Linked DNA regions of Homo sapiens: region 2 is linked to region 1. A link is a contact called in ENCODE POLR2A ChIA-PET data. All regions are on one chromosome and are shown on one strand. Each heading gives the region's core, a stretch centred on a gene start or an enhancer-like site at or near the end of the contact. The rest is flanking DNA. Distances are from core to core; before and after follow the strand shown. Region 1 overlaps LOC101928269 (a long non-coding RNA gene). Region 2 overlaps CBR3-AS1 (CBR3 antisense RNA 1).

Region 1 (5,113 bases), core at 866-3,365:
AAAAATAATTGTAAAAGTGAAATTCAACAAAAGGATTAACATCAAGATTAACATGAACTGATCCTGTGATTTCCCTACAAGGGGAGGAAAAGCTACGTTTGAGGCTCTTTGGATTTTTGCGGGGCTTTCTTTCCCCATTTTATTTAGAATAAGGCAATGGAAGTGCAGCTCTTGCTTCTATACTAAGCGCATTTTGAAAGACTCATTGACACCAAACATCAATGAGGAATGAAACATTACAAAGATGCTCCCCTTTAAACAAACATAAAGTCAGCGCTTTTAAATATTATGTGCTTCTTGGACAGGTATTCTAATTCAAGACAGCATCTCACACAAACTGGAGCTGGCGATCAGTCGAATAACCTGGCTGACATCACTGATAAGGCCAAGGACTCCCAGCACCTTCTGACAAACCTCTGTTTCCTGCTTCTTGTCTGAAGTACACTGTTTGCTTGGCAAAAGCCAGGAGACGTGAGAACCTCCCACAGCAAATGTTGATATAAAGAAAATTTCCTAAGTGACCAGTGATATTTATCCAGGTATTATTTCCACCACCTGTGCAGAGTTTACCAAGGAGGTGGGTAGGGTCGCTATCTTGGGTGCGTTCAGCTTGAGTTGCCTGGATACCACATCTTGAGTTCAACAGGGAACATAAATCTAATTGTTCCTCTCTTCACTTAAACCCTAAGGATTCCAAATTAGATTGCATTGCTGAACTACATGAGTGAACCTTATGCATTTGACCTCTCAATGTGGTTTGCAAATCTACCCTCTGGAACTAAAGGCAGGAAGCTTTGCTATTGAAAAGATGTTAGCGTCTCATCAAACACAGCCAATGTTCAAGAATCGTGCCCCTTGGCAGGAGCATGTTTTAATTGCTGGTGATATTGCAGAACAGATTTCTGAAGTCTAATTTTCTTTCTGCAGCCAAATTTTCGACGTATATTAATAATATCCTCATAAACTTACATCTGTGGGTACAGTCATCGCTGCATAGTTGGCTTCACAGTTCTAAAAAAGAAAAAGAAGAAAATTTGGAAAAATTATTCCCAAAAAGGACACGATTATAAAGTTGATAGTAGGAGCAAACTTCAAAGTTACCACTCCTATAGAATGTTTAGAAAATTTTAAGATGATTAAACTTCATGGAAATTTTTAAGGTCTCTTTTCATGAAATTATTTTTTTCTTTTGACTATATTTCCATTTTATAGCACTTATCACAACAGTAATTAACGAATTAGCTGCATAATGATTTATTTAATGTCAGTCCCCCTGCTCGTTCTGTAACCCCCTCCAAAGGGAGGAACCGGGACTGATCTGTTTACCTTCCCAATGCTCGGTATATTGACAAATAGCAGGGGCTCAAAAAACTTTTTTTTGCTGCTGTTATCTCCATAATAGGATCATGATTGCATTGTCAGAAGTGTCAATTAGCTACCTCAAAAGCACTTGGCTTCATTTAATGACTTCCTCTCATACTACAGTTATGCAAGATGTGACGGAAGTAAAGGAAACATGGAATATCCTTGTATATTTTTTGCAACTTCCTATGAATCTACAATTATTTCAAAACAAAGAGCTTTTCTATAAAAAAAAAAAAAAAAAAAAAAAGATTTTGCTCCCTGCCACCAGCTTCTTGGATTTCACCTAGATCTTAGGAACTTCCATCTCAATCTTCCCATACCCATAATATACTTGGCTTCCTGATTTCAACAATGTTTTCCAGGAGGTTGACTTTCAACAACCCAATATGAGCTAGAAGCTCAGCGTTCCTTCCCACCCACCCTTGACAAAGCAGATCATTTTATACGACAACAGCCACTTTTCTGAGAGGGCCTGCCAAAATGCCAAGTGTGGTGCCAATTTTTATACAATTGATTCCTTTCTGTCTCCTCCACACAGAGACCACCAAAAAGCTGTCACATGGTAGTAATTTTCAAGAACTCACTGGCACATCAAGGGTCAGGAAGAAATGTTATGTTGATGAGCTGGTCATTTGCTCAAGATTTCTGGTTGGCAAGAAAATACAGAGCGTGCACACCCAGGTTCCCAGACGACAAACCACACACCCAAGTATTATTGAGCCTCATCCATGGCAGCCTCATGTTACACAATGAATCAGGCCACCGCCCAGCGCCAAGAGCCTTGGAAAACTATGCAAAGTGCATTAAAATCAACAGAAAAACTTCTCATGTCACAATATTTAGCTTCTCACTTCTCCAAGCTTCCCCCAAAAACCAACCCTCCCCGGCCAAAGTTTGACGCTACTGGCTTGAATCACACAGTCAGATTTGGACTTTTCAACAAACCACAGAACAGATATTAACTTTCCTGTGAGCCTGGGAATACGGTCGGCAGTTCTGGGCATGAAGAGAGGTTCAGTGTCCAGGGGCAGAGCTGAGCCAGGGTTGCAGGGAGCCAGCAGAAGGTGGTTCCCAGCTGCCCTCTCCAGCCCTGAGCTGAGCCCACTCTCTGGACCTCTTTGTCTTCCCAAATGATGCCCTTCCCCGGAAGAAAAACAAAACAAGACCAAAGGCCAGGCGTGGTGGCTCATGCCTATAATCCTAGCACTTTGGGAGGCCAAGGTGGGTGGATCACCTGAGGTCAGGAGTTTGAGACCAGCCTGGCCAACATGGTCAAACCTCGTCTCTACTAAAAATACAAAAAATTAGGTGGGTGTGGTGGTGCATGCCTATAATCCCAGCTACTTGGGAGGTTGAGGCAGGAGAATCACTTGAACCTGGGAGGCAGAGGTTACAGTGAGCCGAGATCGTGCCACTGCACTCCAGCCTGGGCAACAAGAGCGAAACTTCGTCTCAAAAAGATAAATAAACAAAGCCAAAAATATCTGCCTTTAAATTCACATCAGTCTCTGTGGGTCAGAAGACAAAGGCTGTCTAGCTCTCCAACACCTTCACAGGCTTAAAGCAGGACCTTCCACTGACTCGTGTGAAGGCAATGGCAAATAACAGACATTCAAGGAGAAACAGCTTTGACGAACCTCTCCTGACAGTGAGGCTAGGAGAGAGAAAAAGAAATGAAAATCAATTTGCATGATCACCAAGACAGAAATGGGGGCAGAGGGAAAGAGGGCCGAAAGGAGAGAGAAATGATCTTCGTTATTAATGTTTTTAATATGGCAGCATGATTAAGACATAGTCTCCCTGCCAGGCAGCAAGTTCAGAGGGAGACAAACCGCCCATCTTCTCATGGGTTTTTAGCAGGAGAGTAATGCCCATTGGCGTAACAGTTTCAAATCGATACAGCACTTTCACCTATAGAAACTCACTTACGGACAGGTGCTCTGGCTCATGCCTGTAATCCCAGCACTTTAGGAGGCCAAGGCGGGCAGATCACCTGAGGTCGGGAGTTCGAGACCAGCCTGACCAACATGGAGAAACCCTGTCTCTACTAAAAATACAAAATTAGCCAGGCATGGTGGTGCATGCCTATAATCCCAGCTACTCAGGAGGCTGAGGCGGGAGAAGCTCTGGAACCGGGGAGGTGGAGGTTGCAGTGAGCCGAGATCATGCCACTGCACTCCAGCCTGGACAACAGAGTGAGACTCCGTCAAAAAAAAAAAAAAAAAACTCAGTTAAACTCTCAGCCATCCTGAGATATTGTACCCAATTTACAGAAGAGGAAACTGAGACTTAGAGAGCAAGGGGCAGAACCAGGAGAACAGTGCGATGAGTCAGGCCAGCCATTCCGTAGGGAAGTGAAAGAAGCAAGTGAGAATTGCCGTGCTAGTCTTTGGGAAAAATAAGATAAAGCATAGCTCCCCGGGTAGGGGTGGGGGAGATTCCTCTCCTCCTTTGGAGTAGGCCTAGGACTACGGAAACAGGATTTCAGAGTTACACTTGTTCTGACAATCCAGAGAATAGTCCCTAAGCAGATAAATGCTCATTTCAAAGGTGATTCTCGAACATTGTCTCCAAAAAGAAATCCACCCAGAAATGTGAGATGAGAGGACTGTACACAAAGGGCCTCAACTGTTGCTTCCATTGGCGGCTCCAATGGGATACTGGTTTAAGTCAAAATATCAAAGGATTTGACGGTGAGCAGCGCTGGCCAGACTCCTGACTGCAGCCATGAGGAGAGAGAAGCCCCTGTTGTCCAGGCTTCTGTTCACACATCTGCATTTTCCCAGTGCAAACAGAGGTGGCCTTGCGGGACAGAGCAGGAGAGTGAGGAGGGAGATGGATCATCACTGTCCCTCACTGATGCCAGTTTCCTTTTCACCACTGGGGATAAAAATGCTTGGCTCCAGGCCAGACACCATGGTTCACACCTGTAATCCCAGTGCTTTGGGAGGCCGAGGCGGGCAGATCATCTGAGGTCAGGAGTCCAAGACCACCTGGCCAACATGGTGAAACCCCGTCTCTACCAAAAATACAAAAATTAGCTGGGCATGGTGGTGTGCAGCTGTAGTCCCAGCTACTCAGGAGGCTGAGGCAGGAGAATCGCTTAAGTCTGGGGAGGCGGAGGTGCAGTGAGCCGAGATCGCGCCACTGCACTCCAGCCCGGGCTACAGAGTGAGACTCCATCTGAAAAAAGGGAAAAAAAAAAAAAGCTCGGCCCCACCACCTCACAGAGCCAGAGTTAAAAGCCAACTTGGGCCGGCGCCTATTGCATCTAGGAAGGTAAAGCCTAGTAACCTGGGGGAAACTGTTTTCCCAACTCAGCCTACGATTCCATTTTGTTTTATTTAACCTCGTTCTGGGCGTGCAGTTTGTAGCCACGTGGGAGGCTCCTGTACTGAATTGTTTCCAGTGTGCTGAACCAGACTGATGTTTCCCTGATGCTAGGCCAGTGCGATCTCATTTCTCCTCCTGTGAGAGATTTGGGAGCACGCCTCCCTGGGCAGAGGCTAAGGGGAGCAAAATAGTGCACCCCCAAGTGCTAGCAGCCAACATAAACCATCAGGCTTAGTAGTAGGGAATGGAACAGCCACCCTGCAATGGCTAAAATACACATCACATAAAATTTACCATCTTCACCATTTTTAAGTCTACAGTTCGGCAGTGTTAAGTACATTCACATGCGTGTGCAGCCACCTTCACCACCATCTCCAGAACTCTTTACATCTTGCAAAACTGCAACTCTGCCCCA
Region 2 (5,113 bases), core at 1,491-3,990, 160 kb after region 1:
TGCTTTATCCTCTATTTCCTTAGCTCTGCAAGCTTTCTTTGCATCTCATTCTGTTTTGAGTATATTTTTATTGGTTGTTTTACTTTTTTTTTGCTTGAGACAGAATCTCACTCTGTCGCCCAGGCTAGAGTGCAGTGGCACAATCTCAGCTCACTGCAACCTCTGCCTCCTGGGTTCAAGCAATTCTTCTGCCTCAGCCTCCCAAATAGCTGGGACTACAGGCGCCCACCACCATGCCCAGCTAATATTTTGTATTTTTAGTAGAGATGGGGTTTCACCATGTTGGCCAGGCTGGTCTCAAACTCCTGGCCTCAAGTGATCCGCCCACCCCAGCCTCACAAAGTGCTGGGATTACAAGCATGAGCCACCACACCCGGCTGGTTCTTATACTTACAAAGTAGCAGAGCTTGAAGGACTCAGGAGGAATATCTTCTTTAACTGGGACATGATTTCTTCTAGATTTTTCAGCTGGGTTTTGCATTCTGCATTCCTTCCCAGAATGTTTACGAGGTTGCCCAGCCACCGCAACTGTATCTCTTTACTGAAACTCATGCAGATGTCTTCTCCTTAACCTATGCACACTCCCTGTGAACTACAGCCCAGGGTGATTCTTCAGTAACTCCCTAAGCCTTTTTTTTTTTTTTTAATTTGAGACAGTGTCTTGCTTTGTTGCCCAGGCTAGAGTGCAGTGGCACGATCATGGGTTACTGCAGCCTCGACCTCCAGGGCAAGAGACTTCCATGACTAAAACCTCAAGTGATCCTCCCACCTCAGCCTCCTAAGTAGCTGGGACTACAGGCATGTGCCATCATGCCCAAATAATTTAATTTTTGGTAGAGACAGGGTCTCACTATGTTTCCCAGGTTGGTCTAGCACTCCTGAACTAAAGTGATCCTCGCTCCTTTGCCTCTCAAAACGCTGGGATTCCAGACATGAGCCACCGCACCCACCCTCTTTCATAATTTTTTTTTTTTTTTCAGACAGAGTCTTGCTCGGTCGCCTGGCTGGAGTGCAGTGGTGCCGTCTTGGCTCACTGCAGCCTCCACCTCCCAGGTTCAAGCAATTCTCCTGCCTCAGCCTCCTGAGTAGAGTGGCTGGGATTACAGGCGTGCACCACCATGCCTGGCTAATTTTTGTATTTTTAGTGGAGATGGGGTTTCGCCATGTAGGCCAGGCTGGTCTTGAACTCCTGACCTCAGGTGATCTGCCTGCCTTGGCCTTGCAAAGTGCTGGGATTACAGGAGTGAGCCAAAGCCTCTTTTATAATCATTATGACAATAGGTGAGTTCACATTCTCTGCTTTCAAATGGGATTGGTTTTGCAACAGGCCTCCTGGCTTCTGGTTACACCTTGTAGAAAAAAGTCTTGGAGAGCAAGGAGTCTTCTGAAATAGAAGAAATGTACTCGCAAAGGCTTGCAAGAGTGTCAAGGCTTCGGCAAGAAGGCTAATCACACAAAAAAATTCAGTGGAATTTACATTCCGGCTGGCCACAGTGGCTCAAGTCTCTGATCCCAGCACTTTGGGAGGCTGAGGCAGGAGGATCACCTGAGGTCAGGTGTTTGAAACCAGCCTGGGCAACACAGCAGGCCTCCATGTCTGCAAACAAATCAAACAAAACTTAGCCAGACATGGTGGCACACACCTGTAGTCCTAGCTACTTGGTAGGCTAAGGTGGAAGGATCAGTTGAACCCAGGAGTTCAAGGCTGCAGTGAGCTATGGTCGTGCCACTGCACTGCAGCATTCTGGGTGACACAGCCAGACCCTGTCTCTACTTAAAAAGAAAACGAATCCATTGAAAGATGGAAAAAAACCAAAGGGAAATAACTACAAATTTGCCAAGGTTACCAAGTTTATGATAGGCTGCTCACTGTGTGAAATTAGAAATGTTGTCACTTGATTATCAAACCCACAAATGTCACATCATATCCCCTGACATAGGTAAGCACTGCAGTCATAAGAGATAATGCCGTTTTTCCTTAGGGAATCAGTAAAGTATGGGAATGCTCAAGTTTCTTTTATTTGGGGGAACTGAACTGCACAGGATGACCTGGTTATTTCTGGTTCATCACAGTATGTAGCTATTTGTTTTTCTTAACTCTCTGATTTACAATGGCAGCACCTCAAAGTGTCAGTTTAACTCTCACAGCCTGCACCCACTTTTTCATCCACTTGGGGTAGGGGGAAGTCTGAATCCCACCTAGACTGCATTTAACATCTTGAGGCCAGATGGAGTGGCTCATGCCTATAATCCCAGCATTTTGGGAGGCCAAGGCAGGCGGGTTGCTTGAGCCCAGAAGTTTGAGACCAGCCTGGACAACATAGCGAGACCCCTCTCTACAAAAATTCAAAAAGATCAGGCAGACGAGGTGCACACCTGTAGTCCCAGCTACTCAGAGGCTGAGGTTGGGAGGATCACTTCAACCTGGGAGGTCAAGGCTGCAGTGAGCCATGATTGCGCCACTGCACTTCAGCCTGAGTGACAGGACAAGACCCTGTCTCAAAAAAAAGCCTAAAACAACAACAAAAACTTCCTTTAGCCTATTTGTATGTCACTGATTAAATCCAACATGCTCTTATGGTATTCATCTCAGGCTACAGCTCCTAAGACATTTTAATGTCTCCTTTCCTGGCTCTAAAAACAATTTAATGGCTTTCAATCAGCTTCCCGAGTATCTTTTGTACTCTCGCCTCCCTCTGCAGCCAAACTCCAGTCCTGCTAATGCCGGGCAATAGCCCAGGAACCACAGAGCACTTCAGGCTCTGCCTGACAAAGTTACAGACAGGAAGTTCAGAAGAAATGAGCCAGTCCCTTTTATTTCTTCTTCCTCTTTTGTCTCTAACCAATCCTTTTTGGATAAGTGTGTAACCCACTTCCTCTTTTGTCTCTAGCCAATCCTTTTAGGATAAGCATGTAGCTCATTTGGATGACCCTTAACTGTCAACTGCTGGTCAGAATGACATTTCTCATTCTTAGAGAAGGGCTGCCATTAGCCCTTATTGGATGGTCTGCCCAGCACCCTCTTCCAAAATATGATCTCCTGCCCTCCCCTGCCCCCTGCTTCCTTCCCATGTTTGCAGCTGCAGCTGCCACAAGGTGACCTTGCCTCTGTTGACTGCTCCAGCTATAGGTTTTTCCTCTAAAAAGAACCAGCTGGATTGGATCAGAGTTGTTACTGTGCATCTCACCCCCTGTGCCTGAGGAGCAGAGGGAGCCAGCCATTGCCAGAGAAAGAGGCCAACCATCAAGAGGAGCATTTAAGCCAGGTGTGGTGGCTCCTGCCAGCACAATCCCAGCACTTTGGGAGATCAAGGCAGGTGGATGGCTTGCGCTCATGAGTTTGAGAACAGCCTGGGTAACATGGTGATACCCTGTCTCTACAGAATAATACAAAAATTAGCCAGGTGTGGCAGTACATGCCTGTAGTCCCAGCTACTTGGGGAGCTGGGGCAGGAGGATTGCTTGAGCCTGGGAGGTGTTTACAGTGAGCCGTGTTTGTATCAGTACACTCCAGCCTGGATGACAAAGCGAGACCCTGTCTTGGGGAAAAAAAAAAAAAAAAAGAAAAGAAAAGAAGTGGCCCAAAGAGAAACTCCCTTCCCTGTCCTCAGATCATTCCTGAAATCTTGAATTCTCAGAGATGCTCCAAGATACCCTTGTATCCTTAAAATATATTTTCTTTTTCATAAGCTATATTGAATTGGGTAGTTGTTGCTTGCAATCAAAAGGAACCTAACTAATAGAAGTGCATTAACATGTTTTATAGTATTGTGAAAGGAAAATAAATCTTGGGGCCCCAAAATCACTAAGCTAAAGGGAAGAGTTAAGCTGGGAACTGCTTAGGGCAAACTTGCCTTCCATTCTATTCAAAGTCACCACTCTGCTCACTGAGATAAATGCATATCTGATTGCCTCATTTGGAGAGGCTCATCAGAAACTCAAAAGAATGCAACCATTTTTCTCTTACCTACCTATGACCTGGAAGTCCCCTCCAGGCTTCCAGCTGTCCTGCCTTCACCTGGAGCTGTCCCACCTTTCTGGATTGGCCCAATGTACATCTTACACATATTGATTGATGTCTCATGTCTCCCTAAAATGTATAAAACCAAGCTGTGCCCTGACCACCTTGGGCAGAAGTTCTCAGAACCTCCTGAGGCTGTGTCATGGTTGCCCATCCTCAACCTTGGCAAAATAAACTTTCTAAATTAACTGAGACCTGCCTCCGATGTTGGGGGTTCACCCTATGCTGTAGGAAAAAAAACAATTGGGCTTGGAATCAAAAGGAGAAAAAAATCATGAATTGAGAACCTATGGCAAATTAGACCATATGTCCTGCTTAATGCTTTCCCAACATGGTTTTAGGTAATTCTGACTATAGTCCTTTGCCTTAGTTCATTTTGTGTTACTATAATGGAATATCACAAACTAGGTAATTTATAAAGAAAGTAAATTTGCCTGTGCACAGTAGCTCATGCCAATAATCCTATAACTTTGGGAAGCCAAAGTGGGAGCATCACTTAAGGCCAGGAGTTCAATGCCAGCCTGGGCAACATAGAGAAACCCTATCTCTACAAAAAATAAAAATTGACCAAGTGTGATCATGCTCACCTTTAGTTCTACCTACTTGGTAAGTTGAGGTGGGAGTATCACTTGTGCCCAGGAGTTTATGGCTGCAGTGAGCTATGATCATGCCACTTCACTCCAGCCTAAGCAACAGAGACTCTGTCACTTGTCTCAAAAAAAAAAAAAAAAAAAAAGTAAGTTTATTTCTCACAATTCTGGAGGCTGGGAAGTCCAAAAGCATGGCACTAGCATCTGGCAAGGGCCTGCTTGTGTGTTCTACCATGGCAGAAGGCAGAAGGGCAAGAGAATGCTCACAAGGTGCAAACTAAACTCATCCTTCTATCAGGAATCCACTCCCCTGATAAAGGTATTAATCCATTTATGAGGGCAGAGTCTTCACTCATGATCTTAAAGGTTCCACTTTGCAACACTGTTGCCTTGGGGATTATGTTTCTAACACATGACTTTAGGGGACACATTGAAACCACTGTATCCTTTAAGGTAGGAATCAATGTCATATTTGTCATATTTCGAACGAAGAAATAAAGGT

What was found. ChIA-PET counts read pairs that join two places held with the same protein, here RNA polymerase II (POLR2A).
Region 2: POLR2A ChIA-PET joins it to region 1 with 18 read pairs in BJ. The contact joins two enhancer-like sites. POLR2A ChIA-PET finds 5 or more read pairs at or near these places in 2 of 52 experiments (BJ and endothelial cell of umbilical vein).

Annotation. Positions count from the first base shown.
Region 1 is chr21:35,987,161-35,992,273 of GRCh38, forward strand. LOC101928269 (a long non-coding RNA gene) reads right to left here. Exons shown (of 6, transcript NR_110418.1): 2 at 970-1,011. Among named protein-coding and RNA genes, the nearest start is that of LINC01436, 16 kb to the right of the region's middle. Within about 2 kb of position 2,116, at least 4 of the 41 ENCODE cell types and tissues checked have a DNase peak (open chromatin) inside an H3K27ac peak, as active enhancers do.
Region 2 is chr21:36,147,576-36,152,688 of GRCh38, forward strand. The region is part of intron 1 of CBR3-AS1 (CBR3 antisense RNA 1); the gene reads right to left. Among named protein-coding and RNA genes, the nearest start is that of CBR3-AS1, 6.2 kb to the right of the region's middle. Within about 2 kb of position 2,741, at least 21 of the 41 ENCODE cell types and tissues checked have a DNase peak (open chromatin) inside an H3K27ac peak, as active enhancers do.